Regions from separate parts of the Homo sapiens genome. Here region 2 is linked to region 1. A link is a loop called in an ENCODE intact Hi-C map of the cell type or tissue named here. Cell type or tissue: OCI-LY7. All regions are shown on one strand. Links, peaks and the distances in the headings refer to the core of each region. The heading gives the core; the rest is flanking DNA.

The links. A loop is a pair of places that touch in the nucleus more often than their neighbours do. Peaks named below come from ENCODE experiments on the same cell type or tissue, not always from the same donor. Only the 100,000 strongest peaks of a DNase experiment are listed, where the experiment ranks them.
Region 2: a loop joins it to region 1, with 8 times the contacts of the local background. A loop is called at or near these places in 8 of 110 quality-filtered maps.

What each region holds. Positions count from the first base shown.
Region 1 is chr17:42,022,935-42,029,914 of GRCh38, reverse strand. NKIRAS2 (NFKB inhibitor interacting Ras like 2) reads right to left here. Exons shown (of 4, transcript NM_017595.6): 4 at 4,274-6,261. The coding sequence ends at 6,022. ZNF385C (zinc finger protein 385C) reads left to right here. Exons shown (of 9, transcript NM_001392013.1): 6 at 842-1,132; 7 at 1,669-1,865; 8 at 2,187-2,297; 9 at 2,782-4,339. The coding sequence ends at 3,018. Among named protein-coding and RNA genes, the nearest start is that of NKIRAS2, 6.3 kb to the right of the region's middle. RefSeq lists enhancers at 370-1,158, 4,929-4,978. In OCI-LY7, for the core only: CTCF peaks have their summits at 4,641 and 4,844 (motif pointing left); a DNase peak (open chromatin) is centred at 4,824; H3K4me3 peaks cover 442 bases; H3K27ac peaks cover 1,079 bases.
Region 2 is chr17:42,178,182-42,184,151 of GRCh38, reverse strand. KCNH4 (potassium voltage-gated channel subfamily H member 4) reads left to right here and starts at 3,010. Exons shown (of 17, transcript NM_012285.3): 1 at 3,010-3,282; 2 at 5,126-5,359; 3 at 5,675-5,821; 4 at 5,925-5,970. The coding sequence starts at 3,207. HCRT (hypocretin neuropeptide precursor) reads left to right here. Exons shown (of 2, transcript NM_001524.1): 2 at 1-92. RefSeq lists enhancers at 427-486, 4,050-4,617, 5,268-5,769 and silencers at 2,579-2,854, 2,861-3,100. In OCI-LY7, for the core only: CTCF peaks have their summits at 2,443 and 2,642 (motif pointing right); a DNase peak (open chromatin) is centred at 2,711; H3K4me3 peaks cover 1,308 bases.

The sequences.
Region 1 (6,980 bases), core at 1,816-6,815:
CTATAGGCATGTGCCACCATGCCTGGCTAATTTTTGTATTTTTAGTACAGATGGTGTTTCGCTGTGTCACCCAGTCTGGTCTCGAAGTCCTGGACTCAAGTGATCTGCTAACCTTGGCCTCCCAAAGTGTTGGGATCACAGGCGTGAGCCACTGCGTCTGGCCCATACCACTGTGTTTTTTTTGTTTGTTTGTTTGTTTTTGAGATGGCGTTTCACTCTGTCGCCCAGGCTGGAGTGCAGTGGTGTGATCTCAGTTCACTGTAACCTCCACCTTGCAGGTTCAAGCGATTCTCCTGCCTCAGCCTCCCGAGTAGCTGGGATTATAGGCATGTGCCACCACGCCTAATTCTGTATTTTTAGTAGAGATAGGGTTTCACCATGTTGGCCAGGCCAGTCTCGAACTCCTGACCTTAGGTGATCCACCTGCCTCGGCCTCCCAAAGTGCTCGGATTACAGACATGAGCCACCGTATCCAGCCCGCACCATTGTTTTTTAAAAATCTGCTCTCCTGTTGGTGGACATGTGGGTAGTTTCAGTTTTATGATATTATGAATAGTGTTCTCTGAACATTCTAGTACATCTTTTTTGGTGATCTCTGTTTAAGTTAGCAAATAAGGATATGAGGGCTGTGAGGGCTTTCTGAGACCACTGTGTCCAACTTAATGATTTCAGATGGGGAAACTGAGGCCCAAGTCTGCCCAGTGAGTTGGTAGAAAAGTGGGGCCTGGAATTCAGTGCTGGTCATCCACCAGGGGCCCTCCAGGCCACCTCCATGGTCAGAGCTGAAGATCGTGGTCTGCAGCGTCATCTTGGGTCTCACACTCTTCCATCTCTGCAGCAGTTCCTGCAGCCCCTCCTCTTGGGCCTCCACTCCAGCCACCACCAACTCCAGACCCTACATGCAGGGAGCCAGCCCACTCAGAGCTCTTGGATGCTGCCTCCTCATCCTCTTCTTCCTCCTGCCCACCTTGCTCCCCAGAGCCTGGGAGAGAGGCACCGGGGCCTGAGCCAGCGGCAGCTGCCGTGGGAAGCAGCATGAGTGGGGAAGGCAGGAGTGAGAAGGGGCACCTCTACTGCCCCACGTGTAAGGTGACAGTGAACTCGGCCTCCCAGCTTCAGGCTCACAACACAGGTCAGTAGTCCCAGGAGCTGGAGCCCAGGGAAAGGGTGGGACAGAAGCTAAGCCTCGCCAGATGAGGGCAGGCTTGAGTTCCTGGGTGCTTCGCTCAAGGGTTGGATGGCGGAGGCTTTGTGCTTGTGTGTTACTGAACGGACGTTTCTGGGTCCTCCCATTACTCCTTGGGGAAGGAGAATTGGGAAGAGAAGTCTGAGGCAGCAAGAACTGAAGGTCGCTAAATCTCTGAAGGGTCACTCCACAGGAGACAGGAGACATCTGCCTCTCTCCTTAGATTACACCCAGAAGGAAAGGACTGAGATCAAAGCAAAGGGGAAGGCAGCTATTTGTAGTGCAGAAAGGCCTTTCATAGGAGGGGCTGGCATGAAAGGACAGAAGCTGGGAGGGGAAACCACGTGTGGCTGGAGGGCGATGTGTGCACAGAGCAGCCGTGAGGCTTACAGGGAGAGCCAAATTGCATGAGTGTGGAGGGGGTCTCTGTGGCCCCTGCAACCCCTTCCTGCTGCTGAGAGACTGCCTTCTTCCCTCTCCAGGAGCCAAGCACCGGTGGATGATGGAAGGTCAGCGAGGGGCTCCCCGGAGGAGCCGGGGCCGCCCGGTGTCCAGGGGAGGTGCCGGACACAAAGCCAAGAGAGTCACAGGGGGCCGGGGCGGCCGGCAGGGGCCCAGCCCTGCCTTCCACTGTGCTCTCTGTCAGCTCCAGGTCAATTCAGAGACCCAACTGAAGCAGGTGGGAGAAGTGAGGCTGTGACTGGGGTTGGAGCCAGGGGAGGGGGTTGGGGGGCAGGGCAGCAGAGGGAGGGACCCTGAAGAGAGCAGGCAGGGCACAGCAGAGCAGGCTGGAGAAGCGAGGCCAGCAGGCCAGTGGGCCAATTAAGGGCAAAGGCCAAGACTCACCTCCCCTTCCCAGGGCCTACCCCAGGGTGAGGACCCAGTCTGTGTGCTTTGGATGTATGAGCTGTGGATAGAGGAAGGGGAAGAGTCGAGGATGATGGTCTTGGGGTCCTTGGGCTTTGTCATCTTGTTCCCAGTCTGTCTGTCTGTCCATTAGCACATGAGCAGCAGGAGGCACAAAGACCGCCTGGCCGGGAAGACCCCCAAGCCCTCCAGCCAGCACAGCAAGCTGCAGAAGCACGCAGCGCTGGCTGTGAGTATCCTCAAGGTATCTGTCTCCAGGCAACAGAGCTGGGACTGGGTCAGGAGGGGAGAGGGTGGGCTGGGAGGGCCAGATGGGGGGGCTGCGGTGGGGCAGGAAAAGAGGCCACCCTGCAATGAGGCTGCTGGGCAGTGACAGAGCTAGGCCTGGGAACTGGGATCTGCGCAGAGGAATTTCCGGGGAGGTGGGTTGGGATAGTCATCTTAGGGGCAAGAGTGAGGGGTGGGCGTGCATCTCCTAGAGACCATCTCTATCCCGTAAATCCTCCTCCCTTCTCCCATGCTGAGACTTTCCTCCCTCTGGACAGGAAGACAGGTGGTGGAGAAAGCCCTTCGGAATGAATGTTTGGGGGTGGGAAGGGAGGAGGATTTAGGTTTGGAACTCTAAAAGGCACGCTTTCCCTGCAGCAAAAAGCTTGAGGATGGGCCCCAGGGAGGGGGTGGGGTTTTCTGGGGTGGAGACTGTGTCCATTCCTTTCTTTTCCGTGTAGTCTAAACTGGCCTTGCAGAAGCAACTCACCAAGACGTTGGCAGCCCGCTTCCTGCCCAGCCCGCTCCCCACCGCAGCCACTGCCATCTGTGCTCTGCCAGGGCCCCTGGCCCTCCGCCCTGCCCCTACAGCAGCCACTACCCTCTTCCCGGCTCCCATCCTGGGCCCAGCTCTGTTTCGCACCCCAGCAGGAGCTGTCCGCCCTGCCACAGGACCTATCGTCCTTGCCCCTTATTAGCCCTCATGGGGAGGCCAGAGCTGATTTCCCAATAGCCACTCCTTGTCTCCTCCTGTCCTGAGACACCTTGGTTTCCTACATGCCACAGGGACTGTGAACAGCTTCAGGGGTCCTGCCCGATCCAGAAAGAGCTGGGCTAGTTTTAAGGGCAGCTGCCTTCCAAGGACTGTCCCCACCCTCCTTTCGCAGGCCTTCCAGGGTTAATCCTAGGCTTGCCTGCATTTCCCACCCTGACAGACCCCAAAGATCTATGCAAAATCTCAGCCCCAGCCATGTGGTGCTCTCACTTTCCTCCACCCAAGACCCACATGGCCAGACTCTAGGAATCTTAGCTTCTACAAGCCATCCTCTCCTAGCCAGGGGACGACTCTCTGACCTCTATTCCTAGGCTTTGGGGCTTCACTGGAGATAGGGATGGGGTCTCTAGCTGCAGCAGGCTCAAGGCTGTCAGGACAAGGTGACCATGGGAGTGTGACAGAGGACCATGGAGGAGAAAGGGGGACCCAAAAGTCCTTCGATCAGCAGTGCTAAGGTGGGGCAGAGCCAAGGAGGTAGTGGGGCTGGTTCTGAAAGCTTTTGGGGGCTTCATCTGCTCTGAAGGGGTGGGACTAAGAGAGGAGGTGATGTTCTGGTTGGGCCCAGGGTTTTGTTTTAATCTTAAGTCTTCTGGGCATTCATGGGCCCAGTCTTTTTTTCTGTCTGAGAGTATCATTCTGTTGCCCAGGTTAGAGTGCAGTGGTGCAATCTTGGCTCACTGCATGCAGCCTCTGCCTCCCTGGTTCAAGTGATACTTGCTGATAAGCCCAGTCTTAATATTGAGGGAGTAACTCATCCCTCAGAAGCTCTTCTTCTTAGCCTTTCTCTGACTTCCTGAACCCCAACTCTTGGAGGGCGGGTGTGGGTCTCCCTCAGACTATGGACTCAGCTAACACCGAACCCCCCGCAGAGCTCCCAAAGGAAGAGCTTTCCCCTACAGCTTCCCACTCCAAACTGGTCCTAGCACTAAATTCAGCTTTCCCTTCTCCCAACCAGCCCCTGCCACTGTGAAGCTGAGTGTTGGGAGGCAGTCTCACATGCACTGGCAAGACCCATTTTCATGCTGTCAATGTCAATGTCACAAACTCCTTTCCACTGCAGCACTGCCCCCTCCCCACCCCACAATATGGGACCCTGCCAGTATCCCCCTGTATCTTTTTTTTGTTTTTTAAAGACATTTCCAATGGGAGAACCAGAAAAAGGGGGAGGGGAGGGAAACTTTTTGATAACAATTGTGGTTTTATTGTGTCCAACCAATGCATCAATAAATGAACTTGAAGCCCAAGCCTGTGTGTGTCCTAATTCCACTCACCCAGCCCCGGGCACCTGCCCCACTCACCTCTGGCTTTGAGAAGGGGCGTGTGTCGGTGGTTGCCTGGCTGCAGTGTCTCACCTAGGCTAGGTGTGCACCTTAGAAGCACAAAGCGGGCACAGTTGTGGGTAATAAGCTTACTCTGCAGGCCGCTGGGTGTGTGCCCACCCTCCTGAGCCCCGAAAGAGGACCTGTCAGCTCCTGAGAGGCTGCTACGGGTTTGCCTTGTTCTGTTCAGGCATCTGAGGTAAGAAGGAGGGGCCAGAGGAGCACCTTGTCCAGCCTTCACCATGAGAGCGGGCATATAAATATAAATACAGGTAACTTATAAATAGAAGTCCAGCTCTGAGCTGAAAACCACAGGCAGGATAAAGAGCAGCCTCCAAGAGCGAGGCTGGCGGGCTGGGCACTGAGCGGCCACTCTGGTGACTGACAGCAGGTAGTGCACTCCTGCCCCCTGGTGGCTGGAGGGAGCGGCAGATCCCAGCCTCCAGGGCTGGTTGGCATAGCACCTTAAAGAGGGAGAAGCCATTGGCTTTACGAAATCAAGAGAACTGGAAAGGATCTAGGAGATCATCTAAGCAACTCTGGTCATCTTACAGATGAGAAACTGATGCCCAGAGAGGGGAAAGGTCTTGCTGGGTCACAAAGTGGGCTGGTGACTCATAGCCCAGTTATTCTATTCCATCTCAACCAGTGAGGCCCATCTGCTCCCTGAGCAGGAAGAGGAAGTAAAACAATTGGTAGGGGTGGGGAATTTTTTTTTTTTTTCTTCGAGATGGAGTCTTGCTCTGTTGACCAGGCTGGAGTGCAGTGGCACGATCTCGGCTCACTGCAGCCTCCGCCTTCTGAGTTCAAGCAATTCTCCTGCCTCAGCCTCCCCGGGTAGCTGGGATTACAGGCATGTGCCACTACGCCCGGCTAACTTTTGTATTTTTGGCAGAGATGGGGTTTCACAATGTTGGCCAGGCTGGTCGTGAACTCCTGACCTCAAGTAATCGACCCGCCTTGGCCTCCCAAAGTGCTGGGATTACAGGGGTGAGCCACTGAGCCCAGCCAGGGGTGGGGGATTTAAAACAGAAAACTACACTCCCAGGAGGCCAACTTCTTCCAGCCAAGAAAAGGACAGGAGAAAGGTCAGGGTGAGGGATGAGGAGACGCCTAATGCCAGTATAGGAGCATATTTGTGTGTGCACAACTAAATGCATACACACAATACCTGGACACCCTTTTTCTGGAGTCCAGGCTGGTGCCATAAGTGTGTGTGTGTCGCTGATGGGAAGCCCAGAGGGTGGGGCCCCTACCTATAATAGGAACTCAGACCCAAGAAGGGACACTGCTGCGTGGTGACTCTGCTTCCTGTCTGGGGCAGCTGGAAGGGACAGTGACCCACAACTGCCCCAGGAGACAGTGGAGCAGATCCTCTAAAAGCTGGGATGGGGAGTAGGCTGGGAGGGCTGAGGAAGGGGATGTCAACCAAGAGTATTTGCACTTCCCAGAGGTGAGAGGGAGCAAAGTGGCTGGGGCGTGGCCTGGCGGGGAGCTCCCTGGCTGACTGGGAAAGACAGCTTGTCCTCTACTTTGCCCTCAACACATCTACCAGAGCCCCAGACACTGAAATGGGGCTGGGATCGTGAAAGAGGAACGGCAGCTCTTCAGCCATCCAAGGAGCCGCTGCCCTTGTTCTTCCGGCTGAGGGGGAAGGCAGACTTGCTCTGGGGTTGCGTCATCTTGCTGGCCAAGTAGACAAAGGGCTCCAGGAGGGAGCGCCGGTCCGCCACTGACACCTCCCACAGCTTCACCTTCTCTGACTTGGCCCAGTGCTGAGCCACATCTGGGTCTACACGCCGCTGCTCCTGTAAGTCACACTTGTTGCCAAGGACCACGATGGTGACCTGGGGAAGAGGGACAGAGCATAGGCCTGTGAATGTACCATAGAACCAGGAATGGACATGGGGGCTGGCAACCACCTAGGAGTTCTATGAGAGGAAAGCTCAATGGCTGATATCTCATCTCTTTCTAGATTCCATACCACTCATTGTGGGGAAGGAGATGGTTGCTTTTTTTCTCTTTCCTCTGTTCAAATTCTGGCCTCCATCTAGCCCTCCTTTTAGGAGTTCTATCACCAGCTCTGTATTGCCCATACATGCTCATTATTAGCAGTCAGTTTCTGGCTCAACAACAGGTGAGGAAGCACTCCCAGAACCCTGCAGCTTACTGTGGGATTCTGGAGAACAGAAGGGCCTTCGTGGCCAGATGCAGTGGCTTACGCCTGTAATCCCAACACTTTGGGAGGCTGAGGCAGGTGGACTGCTTGAGTCCAGGAGTTTGAGACCAGCCTGAGCAACATGACAAAACCCCATCTCTACTAAAAATACAAAACTTAGCCAGGTGTGGTGGCATGCACCTGTAGTCTTAGCAGGGGGCTGAGGCAGGAGGACCACCTAAGCCTTGGGAGGTTGAGGCTGCAGTGAGCTGTGATCATGCCACTGCACTCCAGCCTGGGTGGCAGAGTGAGACCCTGTCTCAAACAAACAAACAAACAAACAAACAAAAGAAGGGCTTTCATAGCTAAAAGCACAGAACCATCAGGAAGGACAACTATGTGGGGACT
Region 2 (5,970 bases), core at 1-5,000, 160 kb before region 1:
CGTTCTTCGGGCCCTGTCCTGGCCCAGGCCTCTGCCCTCTGCCCACCCAGCGTCAGCCCCCAGAAAAAAGGCAATAAAGACGAGTCTCCATTCGTGTGACTGGTCTCTGTTCCTGTGCGGTCGCGTCCTGCCCATCCGGGGTGGCAAAGCGTCTTGCGGAGGACAGCTGGGCCTGGAAGCCCGGCTGTCGGGCACCAGCCTTAGCTTTTGCGTGGTTGAATCGGAAACACTCTTGGTTGGGGAGTTCCCAGTGCAAGGCCCTGGGGCACAGAGAGAACTGCACAGGTGCATGCTTGGATCGGGCCATGCGGGACTCCTACGATGCTCTGCTAGGCATTCTGTAGCGGGGACTTTACCCAGAGACGCGGAAGGGGAAGGAAAGCAAGAAAGGTTGCAGCGGTCGGGCGCGGTGCTCACGCCTGTAATCCCAGCACTTTGGGAGGCCAAAGCAGGAGGATCCCTTGAAGCAAGGAGTTCGAGACGAGCCTAGGCAACATAGTGAGTGAGACATCTCTCCAAAAAGTTTTTTTAATTAGCGGGGTATGGTGGGCGAGAGGATTGCTTGAGCCCAGGAGTTTGAGTTTGAGCCATAATTGGGCCACTGCACTCCAGCCTGGGCAACAGAAGGAGGCACTGTCAAAAAAAAAAAAAAAAGAAAGAAAAAGAAAAAAGAAAAGAAAGAAAGGAAAGAAAGGAAGGAAGGAAGGAAGGAAGGAAGGAAGGAAGGAAGGAAGGAAGGCAGGCAAGCTGCATAGAGCAGCAGAATCCAGCTAGGAAGGGGTGGGAGTCAATCCTGCTGAAAAGGCAGGGAATTTGAACTTCAACAATGAGTCATCCAGAATGGCTGCATCATGGGGTATAGGGTGTGGGGAGTGGAGAGGCTCAGGAAGGGACACAGTTACAGTCAGTGCAGCACAGCTCGCAAAGGCTCTCACAAATCATCGGGCTTTGCACTTTATCTTGTAGGTAACAGAGTCATGGGACATTCTTAAGCAGGGGCAGTACAAGATTTTACTGCAACTCCAGCCAAAGACACCTGTTACTGGTGTTCCCAAAATCCATATGTTGAAGTCCGTACCCGTGGCACTTCAGAATGTGGCTGTATTTGGAAATAAGGTCCTTCCAGATGCAATTAGTTAAGATGAGGTCATACTAGAGTAGGGTGGGCCTCTAATCCACTGTGACTGGCGTCCTTATAAAAAAGGGAATTGGAACACAGAAACACACACAGGGAGAACCCATGTGAACATGAAGGTAGAGATTGGCTCCTACAAGCCAAGGAACACCAAAAATTGCCAGCACCCCCACCCCCAGAAGATAGGGGAGAGGCATGCAACAGATTCTCCCTCATAGCCTTCAGAAGGAACCAACGCTCTTCACCTGACCTTGCTTGGACTTCTAGCATCCAGAACTGTGAGACAATAGGTTTCTGTTGTTTGAGCCACTCACTTTGTGGTACTTTGTTATGGCAGTCCTAGGAAACTAATATAACATCCAAAAGTAGAGACACAGGCTAGGCTCCGTGGCTCATGCCTGTAATCCCAGCACTTTGGGAGGCTGAGGCGGGCGGATCACTTGAGGTCAGGAGTTCAAGACCAGCCTGGCAAACATGGCGAAACCCCATCTCTACTAAAAATACAAAAATTAGCCGGGCATTGTAATGCACGCCTGTGATCCCAGCTACTAAGGAGGCTGAGGCGGGAGAATTGCTTGAACCCAGGAGGCAGAGGTTGCAGTGAGCTGAGGTCATGCCACTGCACTCCAGCCTGGGCAACAGAGCAAGACTCCGTCTCAAAAACAACAAGAACAAGAACAACAAGAACAACAACAACAACAAAAGTAGAGACACAGAAAAATGTGGCACTTCTTAGCAATCTAACATCCCAGATAATACCTAGCTCAGAGGGTGGGGAGAATTTAGCCTGCCCTCCTTGCCCATAGGGTTCCCACTTTCACTGCTTCAGCTGTTTTGTCGTGGGAAGCAGCCACCCTCAGCCACAGAACTCAGCTGCCTCAATTTTCTGCATAGGTAGTGAGAAAGTCCTGTGTCTAGTCTCACTTTGGTCCCTCTTGCTGCTGTACTGGTTCCATCTTGGAGAAGTTAGAGGTCAAAGTTCACATGTGCATCCTTGGAGATTTGCAAGCCATGACTCTGCCCACCTCGAAACTATCTTTTTCAGAGGTAGTTTCTCCCAAACTTGCCTCCAGCCTCTCTTCCACTTGAAGGGCAGCAGAGAGGAGGATTAAGACAGTAGGAAGAGGGAAAACAGGCAGGCAACTGCCCTTCAAGACACTTATTTTGTACCAAAGACATGCATTATGGTATTACATTCTCACGGTAACTGCATCAGGTAAGAATTATCAGCTCCATTTTACAGATGAGGAAAGTGGGCTTGGAGAGGATATCACACGATTGGTGTCTAGAGCTGGGACTCTACCTGGTGGACTCCAAAGCTCTTTTCATTCCACCATGCTGTGTCTCAGTAGGCAGAGTTCGCCAGGGTGTCTTGGGAAAACTGAGGCAGGAGGTAAGAATGGTGCTTTCTAGAGTTGGGGTTTCAAGCCTTCCCATTGTCCATTCTCTACCAGCAAACTAGCCTCTTAACCCTTGCTGTCTCACGCTGGAGCTACTGGCCTGTGGGTGCTGCGAAATATGTCAACTCCAGTAGGCGGCACTGTGAACCAGACACCAGCCCAGCGTGGACGCCGCGCGGGAAAACCCGCGAGGTGGAGCCACAAGGAGCAGCCAGGGAACCACGTGTGGAGGCGTGGCCAGCCTGGAAGAGGGCGGGTCTGTTATTCAAGCCCCGCCCATCATTTCAGGCCTCCCCTCCCGGTGGGCGTGCCCCGAATTCTCTCCCCGAGAGACACGCGTGGGCCGCTCCCCTCTGGGAGGAGGGCTGCCCAGAGGGGTGCGGGTGTCGCTAGCGGCCCCTCCCCGTGTGGGGCCACGTGGCGGGTGCGGGCCGAGCCCGAGGGGAAGAACCTGGCCCGTGGGGAGGTGGGGGGGACCGAAACGGCGCTGAGCCGAGCCGAGAGCTACGGGGTTCGGAGCAGAGGCAGCGGCAGCGGCAGCGGCAGTAAGAGGGAGGGGAGGAGGCAGGAGGGCGCATGGGGCGCCCCGGCCCCTCCGACAGCGCGCCCCCTCCGGCCCGGCCGCGCTGAAAGCTCCCCAGCGCCGCGCCTTGAACCCACGCCCCGGGGCCATGCCGGTCATGAAGGGGTTGCTGGCCCCGCAAAACACCTTCCTGGACACCATCGCCACCCGTTTTGACGGAACGCGTGAGTGGGACGGAGGTCGGGGCTTGAGGTTCGAGCTGGGGGGCAAGTATCCTCGGGGCCGTCTCGGATCTCCTGGACATGGTGAGACCCGAGGCGAGGGGAGAGAATGGAGGTGCGGGTCTAGGAACTCCCAAAGCCGCGGTGCAGGAACAGGGCGGGGAGTGCCCTGCGAGGGGAGGAGGGGAAAGGGCCGAGAGCACGGGGGCCAAGGTTAGGGGGTGTGACTCGAGGCAGAAGAGGCTCTTTGTGCGGCAGAGCGGAGGAGGGTCCTTCGGAGCCGCCCACTCTCGGGCAGAGCTGTGCTGGGGGCGTGTATGGGGGTATCCGAGACACAGAAGTGGGGCAAAGTGGCCGGGCATTCTGGGGTCTACTCACAGACTCCAGCTCCCACTACCTCCAGAAAAAAAGGAGAAAAGATCAGACTTCAGCAGGACCTAGTTTGGATTGAGGTCGCGCGCCCCCAAATCGTGGGGCGTCAGTGTCTAAGGTGGGTGAGGCAGGAGGAGGGGAGCGGTCTGTGCGACGGTGGGAACTCCCAGCTCGCCCAACGTAGCTTGGGTTTCAGGTTCAGCACCTTGGACAGCCACATCACTCCTCCCCCGCCTCTTCTCCCGCCATTCCCTCTTCCCACTCTGGAACCCAGAGATTCCCCGCCCTCACCTCCCCCAACCCCGCCATTCCCTCGGGAACCCTGGCCGGGATCTGGATGGTGGGGGAGCGGTACCCGAGGGCGGAAACTGAGCCGCCGGGCCCTACCCTCTTCCCCACCACCTTGTTTCCATAGCGCCCATCACCGGGGCAACAGGCCCTGGGATGGAAGAAGGAGGCTGTGCCCAGAGCCCAGTGCCTCCCAGGCACCTTCAGTGTCCCCATCAGCCTCCCTGCCCCCAGACAGTCATCCCTCCTAGAGCACCAGGACTGGTTGTGTCACAGGCCCCATCTCTTAGCTGAGTCTCTGTCCCTGGATGGCCCACAGGAGTCCCCCTGGCCTCCCACCCATTGGAGCTGGAGGGAGACAGCTCGGGTTCTGCTGCTGGGGGTTGCTGGAGCTATACGCTCAATGCCCTCTCCCATTAGACTTTGAGCAGTGGGGCAGATCCCCTGAAAGCAGCTACAAGAATGCTAAAAAGTGGACCTTCTCTGGAAGGCAGGGAAGGAAGACAGCACTCATCACTGTCTGCCCCCACACTAAGGAGATCTGTGAGTTTGGATAATCTCTGCCTTTTGGTTTCCTATCAATAAATGGGTGTGGTGTCATCAGAATCTCTGCCCTGCTTACTCTGTAATAGGAAGAAAGCCAAGTGAATGTGGGGAAAAAATTTCACCTTCTCAGAGTAGCACTTACCATGTGCTAGGACTTGTTCTCCCCAAGTTAACTCATGTAACTCTCACAACGACCATGTGAGGAAGGCCTATTATGCCCTACTTTGCAAATAAGGAAAGCTTAGGCACAGAAGAGGTCATCAACTTGCCCAAGGTCACACAGTTAGTAAGTGGCAGTGGAGGGTTGCAGGAGCCCAGGCTCTTACTCACCATGCTATACTGCCTTCTACAGTGACAGCTCACCAGTTGGAAGGCAGGGGGATGGATGGCATGACCTCCTGGGGTCCTTCTCCAACTCCCCGTTAGACCCTGCTTAAGTCCTGTCTCAAGTCCTTGTCTCTTTGCTCCAACTTCTCCAATTCTCAATTCAGAATATCCCAAAGTGGGGTCAGGAGCAACATGGAAACCTGGGAAGCTTCTGGCTCTGTGACTTCTAACCCCAACTTAGAGGAAGTGCTGCCCACCTGGAAGCTAGCTCGCCTCCCAGCCTTGACCTGACCTTGACCTCTTCTTCCCACAGACAGCAACTTCCTGCTGGCCAACGCACAGGGCACACGGGGCTTTCCCATCGTCTACTGCTCCGACGGCTTCTGCGAGCTCACAGGCTACGGTCGCACCGAGGTCATGCAGAAGACCTGCAGCTGCCGTTTCCTCTACGGCCCAGAGACCAGTGAGCCAGCCCTGCAGCGTCTGCACAAAGCCCTGGAGGGCCACCAGGAGCACCGGGCTGAAATCTGCTTCTACCGCAAGGATGGTGAGGGGGCTCACCCCACCCTGCAGCTCTGCCTAGACCCCTAGCCTTATCCAGAGGGCACTGGGCACAGTAGGAGTCTGAGTGCTTGTCCCCACACTGCCAAAAGCTGACTGTGACGGAGCGTATCCCTGACCTCTCTGGTCCTGGGTTCCCCCATTTGAAAGATGAAGGAATCGGCTGACAGAATCTCTGAGGTTCCTTTTGGTTCTTGCTTTGCCAAGCTCTTAACTATGTCTAGGAGGATGAGAGGGATGAGGAGAAAGGCATGCCATGGGGCTGCCCATGCTCCTCCCTTCCCTCTCTCCATGCCTACAGGCTCAGCCTTTTGGTGCCTCCTGGACATGATGCCCATCAAGAATGAGATGGGGGAGGTCGTGCTGTTCCTCTTTTCCTTCAAGGATATCACTCAGAGTGGAAGCCCAGGACTTGGCCCCCAAGGAGGCCGCGGGGACAGTAATCACGGTAACAGCAAGTCCGGACGGGCAGTGTGAATGGTCAGAAGCCTTCGCCTAACCAGCCGCAAGGGATGTGCCCCAACGTATCTCTGCACCTTTCTTCCCAACAGAAAACTCCCTTGGTAGAAGGGGAGCCACCTGGAAATTTCGGTCTGC